Linked DNA regions of Homo sapiens: region 1 is linked to region 2. Evidence: chromatin contacts called from ENCODE Hi-C or POLR2A ChIA-PET data. All regions are on one chromosome and are shown on one strand. The core of a region is the stretch at or near the end of the contact, and the rest is flanking DNA. Distances in the headings are between cores, read along the strand shown. Region 1 overlaps LOC101929256 (a long non-coding RNA gene). Region 2 holds the start of JCAD (junctional cadherin 5 associated).

The links. A loop is a pair of places that touch in the nucleus more often than their neighbours do. ChIA-PET counts read pairs that join two places held with the same protein, here RNA polymerase II (POLR2A). Pooled maps may share reads with other maps.
Region 1: a map of endothelial cell of umbilical vein shows a loop between it and region 2 (4-fold over the local background). The contact joins the enhancer-like site here to the promoter of JCAD in region 2. A Hi-C loop is called at or near these places in 4 of 168 maps with a recorded cell type or tissue (endothelial cell of umbilical vein, posterior vena cava, sigmoid colon and 1 more) and 5 of 50 pooled maps. POLR2A ChIA-PET finds 5 or more read pairs at or near these places in 2 of 52 experiments (AG04449 and activated naive CD4-positive, alpha-beta T cell).

What each region holds. Positions count from the first base shown.
Region 1 is chr10:30,107,613-30,113,474 of GRCh38, forward strand. It overlaps LOC101929256 (a long non-coding RNA gene), which reads left to right. Exons shown (of 4, transcript XR_001747405.2): 2 at 1,175-1,290; 3 at 3,036-3,219. It also overlaps a transcript of JCAD not described here. Among named protein-coding and RNA genes, the nearest start is that of JCAD, 51 kb to the left of the region's middle. Within about 2 kb of position 4,084, at least 3 of the 41 ENCODE cell types and tissues checked have a DNase peak (open chromatin) inside an H3K27ac peak, as active enhancers do; they include endothelial cell of umbilical vein, where a contact is called at or near this core.
Region 2 is chr10:30,056,412-30,062,252 of GRCh38, forward strand. JCAD (junctional cadherin 5 associated) reads right to left here and starts at 3,175. Exons shown (of 4, transcript NM_020848.4): 1 at 3,071-3,175. It overlaps LOC101929256 (a long non-coding RNA gene), which reads left to right and starts at 2,427. Exons shown (of 4, transcript XR_001747405.2): 1 at 2,427-2,615. RefSeq lists an enhancer at 296-833 and a silencer at 3,118-3,287.

The DNA.
Region 1 (5,862 bases), core at 2,834-5,333, 52 kb after region 2:
GAAGTAGCCATTCTTTTGTTTCTTTACTTCTTTAATAAACTTGCTTTCACTTTACTCTATGGACTCGCCCTGAAGTCTTCCTTGCATGAGGTCCAAGAACCCTCTCTTGGGGTCTGGATTGGGACCCCTTTCAAGTAACATGATGAGGTATCTAAATTAATGCATGATTGAATGAAATCGGAAAACACATTATCCAAGGAAGTCAATCCTGAAGCCCCATCATTTCAGAATTAAGATGAAACTTACTTCCTTTTCAATTGCCTAAAGAACAGCTACCTTAAAACTTAAAAAAAAATGGCCATAGTGTCTAATAAAATATGCACCCCTATCCTGGAATGCCCCTTTTCTGTCTAGGATACCTTAGTCAGTAGGTTATGTTCCAGAAATATGTCAGGAGCCCTATCTTAAGAATGATGGTGGCCGGGTGCGGTGGCTCACTCCTGTAATCCCGGCACTTTGGGAGGCCCAGGCAGGTGGATCACTTGAGGTCATGAGTTTGAGACCCGCCTGGCCAACATGGTGAAACCCCGTCTCTACTAAAAATACAAAATTAGCCGGGCGTGGTGGTGCACACCTGTAATCCCAGCTACTTGGGAAGCTGAGGCAGGAGAATCACTTGAACCTGGGAGGTGGAGGTTGCAGTGAGCTGAGATCATGCCATTATGCTCCAACCTGGGTGACAAGAGCGAAACTCCATATTAAAAAAAAAAAAAAGAGTGATGGCGTTATCAGGGGTGGTTGTCATGGTGTCAGGAAAGTGAACTTGGCTCTCCAAGGCTTTCTCTTTATTCAAGCTCAGAATTGCAGAGGGATAGGCATCCACATAGCCTTGAGTTTGGGAACACTGCTTTGCAATGGGGCGACGAGAATTTTATCAGAAAGATTGCAGGAACAGAACCACAGTACACACTCAGAGTGAGGGGCTTATAAGGAGAAGATATCCCATCGTTCATTGTTCATTGTTCATTCATTGAAGATATCCCAACATTTAGTTGTCACACATGAGCAGCCTGGCAGTATCCAAAGCCAGAAAGAAATGATGGCAGTGATCATCCCCTCACTAGAGTTTTCACTAAGTCCGTGGGAGGAGATTTCAGCCACTACATGCTTCTTCTTTAAGTCAGAATTCTCCAGCCTAGCTAACAAATGCCTTCTTCGTAAACTTACATTTCAGCCTACACACCCATGGAAGAGAAAATCCCTGTGAAATATAAGGGCCCCTTCTACGTGCTCAAGATTAAAAAAAAAAAAAAGGAAAAAGTAGCTCTCACATGCTTTTGGCAAGTTTTTGTAAGTATGTTGCACAGTGAACATTTAAAGAGTAGACTTTTCTCTGTCCTGAATCTGTAGGAGGTGGAGCTTGGAGTCCTTGGCCCAACTTGCTGGTTGAAACAACGGGAGCCTGAGTTGGAGACAGAGGGCCACAGAGCTGCTCTCCGCTGCACGCCCTGGCACCCAGCATCTTCCCTCGTCCTCAGGCTGCCCCTCCCCAGCCCCCATGCTTGGTTATCTTGATAATCTGTCTGTGTGCATTGAGGCCATTCTGTCCACTTCTCAACCAAGCAGGGAGACTACGATTGGCGGAGCGGAATTGGCCTTGATGGGACAAAGAAGCCACAGTAGATTCTTGAGGCTGCCTGTACCAGGGGCATCATCACAGACTCTCTGAAATGCATGTCTAGGCTTGGTTCATTAAGGACCTTTCACTCTCTTGTTTTCTTCTCAAATAGAAAGCAAGCCTTCCCTTTTTCCTACTCCTAATGTCCCTATCTAGTTAATGGTGCCACCATTTCCCCAGACTTCCAAGTTCAAAACTTGAAGTTATCTTTGATGGATGCCTGTGGCCCTGTCTTCAGCTCAAGCCCCTGTTGTTTCAACCAGCCAGTCACCCAATCTTGTTGCTTTTTTTTCCTTCCGTGTCTCTCTCCTGTCTGTCCCTGTCACTCTGCTCTCCTTGTGGCTTCTGAGTTCTGGTTCTCACTATCTCAAACCTTGATTATCCAAATAATTGTTTTGCTGCTCCAGCCTCCATCCCCACAATCCAAGGGTTGGGTGGATGGTGGAAGGATACTATGATTTGCCATGGCAGCATCGGCGGGATGTGGGGAGGATAAATAATATGGTATAGGCCCCCGATGTATGGACTCCCTGATATATGGACTTCTTGATATATGGGCCCCTTGATGTATGGACCTGCTGATGTATGAACCACCTGATGTATGGACCAGCTGATGTGTGGACCCCCTGGTTTATGAACTAGCTGATCTAGAGACCAGCAGATGTATGGACCAGTTGATATATGGACCAGCTGATATGTAGACCCCCCTGTGTATGGACCAGCTCATGTATGGACCCCCTGATATATGGGCCAGCTGATATATGGACCCCTGATGTATGTATGGACCACTGATGTGTGAAGCTCCTGATATATGACCCCCCAATATATGGACCAATTGATGTATAAACCCATGGATGTATGGACTCACTTATGTATCGACCAGATGATGTATAGACTCCCCGCTGATGTATAGACCAGCTGATGTGTGCAGCTGATGTATGGACCCGCTGATGTATGGACCTGCTGATGTATGGACCATTGATGTATGGTCCAGCTGATGTGTGAACCTCCTGATGTATGGACCCCTGAGGTATGGGCCAGCTGATGTATAGACCAGCTGATGTATGGACTCATTGATGTATTGGCTCACTGATGCATGGACCAGATGATGTATGGACTCCCTGATATATGAGCCAGCTGATGTATAGACCAGCTGATGTGTGGACCAGCTGGTGTATGGACCGGCTAATGTATGGACCTGTTGGTGTATGGACCCCTGATGTATGGACCAGCTGATGTGTGAACCTCCTGATGTATGCCCTCCCCGATATATGGACTAGCTGATGTATGGACTCCCTGATGTATAGGACAGCTGATGTATGGACCCGCTGATGTATAGGCCAGTTGACATATGGACGCACTGATGTATGGACCAGCTGATGTGTGAACCTCCTGATGTATGCCTCCTCTGATATAGGAACCAGCTGATGTATGGGCCAGGTGATGTATGGACCCCTGATATATGGAGCAGCTGATGTATGGACCCCTGGTATATAGACCACTGATGTGTGAACCTCCTGATGAGTGACCCACCAATATATGGACCAGTTGATGTATGGACCCACTGATGTATGGACCAGCTGATGTATGCACCCACTCAGGTATGCACTAACAGATATATGGGCCAGCTGATGTATAGACCCCAATGTATAGACCAGCTGATGTGTGAACATCCTGATGTATGCCTCTCTCCCAACCTGATATATGGACTGGTTGATGTATGGACCCCCTGATGTATGGACCAGCTAATGTATGCACCCACTTAGGTATGGACTAACTGATGTATGGGGCAGCTGATGTATAGACCCCTGATGTATAGACCAGCTAATGGGTGAACATGCTGATGTATGCCTCTACCCCCGACCTGATATATGGACTGGTTGATGTATGGACCCCTGATGTATGGGCCTGCTGATGTTTGGACCAGCTGTGGCTCTCCACTCACTCTGGACCTTCCACCCTGTTCCTCACCTGTACACTGTTCCTCCTGGCCATTTGAGTGCCTGACAGCCCTTCGGGACCCAGCCCAGGGGTTACTTCTTCTTGGGTGCATTTTCTTCAAAAAAATTTTTTTTAGAGATGGGGTCTTGCTATGTTGCCCAGACTGGTCTCTAACTCCTGGCCTCAAGCAATCCTGTCCCACCATTGACCCATCTGAAGATTGGAGAGACCTTAGGCCCAGGGCTGGGGAATAACCATAATTTGCTCTTCAATTATTCTGCAAATACATATTGAGTTCCCACAGTGATGAACACAGTCCTAAGTACTGAGATGCAATAGTAGACAGAATCTCTGTCTTCATGAGGCTTTCATAGTCCTAGGAGGAGATACGTTACATTTTATTTATTCATTTAAATAAGTAAAAATGTGATGTGACATGACATGATAAATCATAAAGCTATGTATAAAGAAAAATAAAGCCAGATAAAGGAAATACAAAGTGAATGACTGGACAAATGGCCAACAAACAAATAAAAAGAGGCTCCGTGTCATTAGTCATGAGGGAAATGTGATTCAAATCCACAGTGAGCTCACACTTCACACCCAGTAGGATGGCGATCATAAAAATAACCGGAAAATAACTTTTGGCAAGAATGTGGAGAAATTGGAACCTTCCTACAGTGCTGGTGGGAATGTGAAATAGTGCAGCTGCTGTGGAAAATAGTTTGGCAGTTCCTCAAAAAGTTAAACATAGACTCACCATATGATCCAGCAATTCCACTCCCAGGTAGATGCCCCCAAAGAGCTGAAAATATGGGTTTAAGTGAAAACTTGTCCACCCATGCTCATGGCAGCACTATTCACAATGACTGAAAGGTGGAAACAACTCAAATCACCATGAACTGATAAAGCATAAACAAAATGTGATATATACACACAATGGACTATCATTCAGCCGTAGAACAGAATGGAGGACCGATGCAGGCTACCTCATGGACAAACATTAAGAATATGATGCTGGGCTGGGAGCAGTGGCTCACACCTATAATCCCAGCACTTTGGGAGGCTGATGTAGGAGGATCACTTGAAGCCAGGAGTTCAAGACCAGCCTGGGCAACAAAATGAGACCCTGTCTCTACAAAAAATTTAAAAAAAAAATTAGCTGGGTACAACAGCATGCACCTGTCATCCAAGCTACTCAGGAGACTGAGACAGGAAGATCGATTGAGCCTAGGAGTTCAAAGCTGCCTGCAGGGAGCTATGATTGTGCCACTGCACTCCAGCTTCAGCAACACAGTGAGACCCTGTCTCTTTAGAAAAATTAAATTTAAACAAACGAAAAAAATTACAATGCTAAGTGAAATAAGCCAGACACAAAAAGTCACATAATGTATGATTTCATTTATATGAAATATCCAGACTGGGCACGGTGGCTCATGCCTGTAATCCTAGCACTTTTGGAAGCCGACATGGGTGGATCACCTGAAGTCAGGAGATCGAGACCAGCCTGGCCAACATGATGAAACCCCATCTCTATTAAAAATAAAAAAATTAGCCAGGCGTGGTGGCACATGCCTGTAATCCCAGCTACTCAGGAAGCTGAGACAGGAGAATTGCTTGAACCCGGGAGGCAGAGGTTGCAGTGAGCCAAGATTGTACCACTGAACTCCAGCCTGGGCAAAAGAGCGAGACTCCATCTCAAAAAAAAAAAAAAAAAAATCCATAGAGATGAAATGCAGCTCAGGGGTTCCCTGGAGCTTGGGAAAGAGGATAATGGGGCGTGACTGCTTAATGGGCAGAGGGTTTCCTTTCTGGGTGATGAAATGCTCTAGATCTAGACAGTGGCAATGGTTGCATGACATCGTGAATGTACAGTATGAAATATCACTGCACTGTACACTTTACAAATGGTTAAAATGGTAAATTATATATTATATGTATTTTGTCACAATTTTTAAGGAGAGTCAATGAAGGTGGTCATGGGGTTCTCTTTGAATAGGAGGGTCAAAGAAAGCCTCACAAATGAGTGGAGATTTGGGCAAAGACCTGATGCGGGAGGATATGAAACCTCGGTGAGGTACGCAAAAAGCCTCCCAGAGCCGGGTGCAGTGGCTCATGCCTGTAATCCCAGCACTCTGGGAGGCCAAAGCCAGTGGATCACCTGAGGTCAGGAGTTCAAGACCAGCCTGGCCAAAATGGTGAAACCCTGTCTCTACTAAAAATACAAAAATCAACCGGGCGTGGTGGCAGGCGCCTGTAATCCCAGCTACTTGGGAGGCTGAGGGAGGAGAATCGCTTGAACC
Region 2 (5,841 bases), core at 1,925-4,424:
TAAAAAGGAAAAGTTCCTAGTAACCCCACTGTGCCAAGAGATAACCAGTAGCAACAATCTGGTTTCTGTTTCTCTAACTATTCTTCCTACACAGACAAGTTGCTTGCTTTTTTTTTTTTCTTTCCTTCTTTGGAATGTATCTTGGTGCTTCTTCCTAATAGTATCTAAATTCTTTCATTTACATACAGAAAAAACAATCTTTACAGGTAAACTATAAAGACAACCAATAAGCCCAAAACTATAAGGATACTTCACGATCTGATAACAAATCTGCCAGCCTATTGATTTAACCAGGCTATTCCCAAGCATATCTATAGAAAGTTGTTGGGAAAGATATTTGGTTATAGATAATCCAAATTTTTAACAAGACATCTTCAATTCAAATCAAGATAATTGAGGTTTTAGTATCTGGGGGAGGGGTTCCTGTATTTTTCTAAACACCATTTAGTGTTTAAAGCATATATCAAAGCCCAACACCTCCCCTCCCTGGGCTGCTGGCGTTTGCAAGTCAGTGGACCTCAACATTCCTTCCATCAGCAGGCCCTTGAAACAAAGCACAAGAGCAAGGTTTTAATGAGAGAGATAACCCTTCTCATCCAAAGGAGGAAAAACAACATCTGTTAAAAACCCAAGTAAACTGCAGTAATGGGTTCAGCAATAGGCCCAGAGGACTTCAGAGAGATAGTCTTTGCTTATCAAAATAAAAAACACAATAGAACAATTGTTTCACTCCAACGCTCTGTGTTCTAAACGCTCTCCAGATTAATTAGCATGGAGTTTCGCCAAGCTCATTAAAAGAAAAACTAAGGACTCCTAAGGATGACTGGTGTTTACTGTCCTCCCAAACTGGCCAGTGAGAACTTGGGGGAGCCACAGACTTCTGGGCTTTCTGTACTGATAACATTTCTAGGATTTATTTTTAAATTGCATGTTAAAAATTAGACTACAAGAATCTTTTCATATTTACTTTTTTTAAGTGAAAAAATTGGTCCTTATTTATTTTCCTTGTGTACCTCCAACCCTGCTACATTTTATAGCTGCCGAACAATAGACCACAGGCTTCTGGAATCTGTGACCACTCGATGAGCTATTTGATAACCCTGATGACTTTGTCAAGTCATCCAGAGCATGTGGACACTCAGGCCAAACTTCTTTTTTCCCCGAAACAGGCTTTCTCCACCCACCCAAATCCCCTAATTCTCCTGGGCCTGCCAAGGGCCTGACCTTCCAGTCTCTGCAGCAAAGGGTGAAGTTTTACAGGAGGAAGGCCCAGCAGATTAAAGGCCTCTGTTCAACAAATATTTGCTCGCCCACTCCAGGCGGAGTAACAGTTTCTTACATGCTGCATGCCCACAGTGACACTTAGAGACTTCAGGAAGCTTGTTAAGCTGGTGACTAAGAATTAGACACCTAATGTCAAGGTAAATAATTAAGTCCCAATCCACAGACGTTATGGAAAACCAAACCACTTTAACAAACTCCCAATGTCACACGAAAACCAACACAAGTCCAATGAAATAGAATCTGCATATGATTTCCAAAAAAGCCTGTATGCATTCTTGCTTTGCCGGGTGGTCTTAAAATTCTAAAATGAACTGACATTCCCAAAGTTTTACCTGTACAGCCCATGACCCTCAGTTCACACCATGCAGACTGCCTTTTTTTGCCAGAGCATTTCTGGCTGCCCGAATCCTACCCATCAGGCCCCTTCCCCCAAATCCCTGTATTTTGCAACCCTAGCCCTCAATCTCTGGGTTATCTATTCCTTGTAAATCTGAAAAGACAAAAGACCGGAGAAGGAAAACAAGTTGTGGGAGAAACATCACATTAAACTGTCAGGACAGGAAACCCTGGGAGTTGTGTGGTCTGCACCGCCCCACCCCTCTCCCCAAGACTAAGACCAAGCTACTAGATTTGGGGAGGGAATGAGGACACGGGAGGCGGGTGGAGTGCGTGCGGGGGTGGGAGAGTGGGTGTAGGTGTGGGGAGGTGATGTGCCCAAGCTAATTCCCCCAAGGCCTCTCTACTCCTTAAGCGCGTGGATGACCAAACACCAGGGCATGCCCAGGTAGCGCTGGCCTAAAGTTCTCGTTTTTATTTTCTTCTTCAGTAGTGAAATCACAGCTTCTTTACAAATGCCCAGAAGAATCCCAGGCGCTCTGCTTCTTGACGGAAGCGAGAGGGGCGCTTTTTAGCAGCTAGTGCTGGGCCCCACTGTGGCCAGGGCATCGAGGCAAACCCTGGCATTTTGGGGGTGAACGGACCCCGACTGGAGACGGGGGAAGTAGAGGGTGCCCGCGGAGATCTGAGCGCAGAGACCCTAGGAGGGCGGGTTCCAGATCCCATAAATGAGATAATTAACGGGATTTACAGCACTCCTAGGCGGGGCTCCTGCCCTTCTCCCATCCCACGCGCAGCCAGGAGCCGGGCGGCCCCGGGCACTCGCTGGGAGGCAGCTGCGATTAGCGCCCTAATCCCCAGCGCAGACCGCGCAGAGACCGGAGCGGGAGCGGGGCCGCGGCGGGAGCCCCCCACCGTCCCGGGCAGTCCAGACGGCCGGGGCAGCGTGGGAACTGGGACCTCGGGGACCCAGCGCGGCGGCTGTCAGCTCTGGGGTGAGGTCCGCGAGATCTGGGCGCGAGGGCGCGGGAGGGGTTGGTGGACACAGGCTGGGGAGGGCGACTTCGAGAGGGGAGTGAGTGACCCCGGCCCCCCAGGCCCTCCGCGCGCCGAGGGGCGACGCGAGCGCTAACGCCAGCCGCGGCCCGCGGTGCCCGCCCCGGGACCCCCGCGCTCCGAGCGGGGCACCTGAGGGGAGGGGACGCCCCTCCCGGGCTGGCAGGCGCCCTCCACCCCGAGGCTGCCGGGCTAGGCACCGCGCGGGGGGCCCAGGCGGGGCTGCGACTGGGGGTGCAGACATCCCCCACCGCCAGGGTGGCTGGAACCGGAGCGACGTCCCAGCTGGAGAAGTTGGGGGGAGTGCGGGAGGCTGCGGGTGAGGCCCGCGAAGCGCCGTGGGAGCGGCCCTAATGGACGGTGGGAGCCAGGAGGGTTAGACGCCGGGACTTACCGAGCGGCTCCCTCATGCCGCCTCGCGCCGCCACCGCCGCCGCTCCGGCCGGCCGGGGACCAGCGCGACCCGCCCCGCCTGCAGCCGCCGAGGCCGAGCATGCCCGGAGAACCGCCGTCCGCCCCGCCCACCGCCCGGGCCCGCCCCGCCCACCGCCCGGGGCTGCCTCCTCTGCGCTGAGGGCGGTATCCAGGCCACGAGCTTCCTAGGCTTTTGGGGTCCGCCTGCGTGGGTCGCGCAGAAGGCACAAGTGAGCTGACCACCATTCCCTCTTTTCTTGTCACTTGGGTTTGGGCCACGTCAACCCTGTGGAAATGTCCAAAGACACACACACTCTCACAGATACACAGAAAGCAAACATATTCATATCACACAAACACACAAAGATGTATGCAAACACACTCATATACACCCACACACAGATGCACACAAACACACTCACAGGAAACAGGCGCACACAAACACATATACAGGACACACAGGTGCACACACAGTCACAGACAAGTGCACACACACTCAAATACAGTCACACGCAGGTGCACACAAACACACCCATATACAGTCACGCACAGATGCAGCCAAACACACTGACACATATACATACATACATGGGAACACAGTATGGCTATACACACACACACACACACACACAAACGCACCCACATAACACATCGATATTATGAAGAGCAGAAAACAGTGATGGTGACAACAGCTTGGGATTTACTTCTTTCAAAAAAAAGTCTGAAGGAGTCTGGAAGCCACCTTCAGATCAGCTGGCCCATACTCTCCTGTGGCAGAGGAGGAAACTGATGACAGGAGCAGGATTTGCCTACAGGGCAGGGGTAGGAGGAGAGATAGGAGGAGGTCAGTGGGAGAGTTCAGACCAGAATGAACATTTGGGGTCATTTGGGTAACCCCAAACCCACTCCATATTTCTCTTACAGCGGGAAGGGGCAGAAAGATTAGACTGCTGCCTGGGTCTGCTCAGGGCGAACGTTTTCATAATTTTGGAAGGCAGACAGAAGACAAAAAATGTGAAATATTGCTGATGCATTGGGGAGAGACAGGGAATGTTAGTTAAGTCCACCCAGACAAAACATGGATGGCACAGCAGACTGGTGACCTTGCCAAATTAGTTTTCAGAAAACTACTTAGCCACATCATGATTTTAGGACTGTATTTGCTGTCGAAACACCAATAACTAACTTTTTTTGCTCTATTACCACATCTGAGCCCTTCCTATGTATTATTTCTTTTAATCCTCATCACAGTTTGATGATATGGGCACCACTTTACAGATGAGGAGTGGGCTCAGGGACGGGCACAGATGGCAAGCTGCAGAATCTAGCCCAAGACCCTCGCTCTGAACCACCAGAGCAAGGTCGTTTCTTTGTTCTCTTGAATCATATGTTCCTCATGGTTAGTAGCAACGTATAATCTAACACAGCATAAAAGCTAAACACACTATTGCTGGAAAAGAACGAACAATGTAATTGAATGTTGTATTGTGCATTATCAGGAGTGCGTGGGAGGAAACCAGATGGTGGCGATAGGAGCAGGCAGCATGATTAGGGGCTCGAGAACCAGGTAGCTCAGGTCCCGGGCTTGGCTTCTCTGCCACTTTCTAGATGTGGTACTTTACTTCTGTTAGCCTCACTTTCCTCTCTAACAAAGTGGGGGTAATGATGGTTTGCATCTCATAGGAGAGTCATGAGAATTCAATGAGATGATGCCTTCTTATCACTTAGTTCAGGTACATGTAATAGTCAAGAAAATGGTGGCCGGGCATGGTGACTCATGCCTGTAATCCCAGCACTTTGGGAGGACAAGGCAGGCGGATCACCGGAGGTCTGGAGTTCGAGACCAGCCTGGGTAAGATGGTGAAACCCCATCTCTACTAAAAATACAGAATTAGCCGGGCGTGGTGGCAGGTGCCTGTAATCCCAGGTACTCGGGATGCTGAGGCAGGAGAATCACATGAACCCGGGAGGTGGAGGTTGCAGTGAGCCAGGATCATGCCACTGCACTCCAGCCTGGGCAATAGAGTGAGACTCTGTCTCAAGAAAAAAAAAAAAAAGAAAGAAAAGAAAATAGTAGCTACTACCATTAACACTTGTACAGCTACTGCTGTTTGACTTGGAACCACCAGGGAAGACTTTGAAGGACAAGTGGATTGTGGCTAGGGAGAGACACAAAGGCTGGGAAAATAGGATTCGACAAAATTTAAAAGATAGAAAAGGAAATGCAGACTTTTTTTTTTTTTTCTGGGGAGTCACAGTTATTAACAGCAGTGATATTACTTCTTGTCAAAAAAGCATCATTCGATGATGGATTTCTTCAATGACTTATAGAATTCCTGTTTCTCCTCAATTTGCCAACTCAATGAAATAACTTTGTCCTGGGGTGGAGCACCTCTATGTGCCCAGCATGGTGCAGACACCTAGGGAGCCAAGTATTCCTGCTAGAACATTTATCAGTCAGTGAATTGAGATTAGGATGTGTTTCCCCACAGAACAATGTCATATTGTTGGGTTTCTAGGTCAACCCCATGGAAGTTTTATAATGTACCTAAGGGCTGTAGAGTTGCAAAACAACAGAGTAGGGTTGCAGTAAATCAGAAAACAACACTGATTCAATGCTAGGAGCTAAGCTAAACCAAACCAAATCAAGTTTAATAAGAAATTGTATTTTAGCAGAAAGGCTGGCAAAGGCAGATTCAATTAGGGGAATGTAATGGGATTGAAATACTGGAGATTCTAGAGAAGATGACT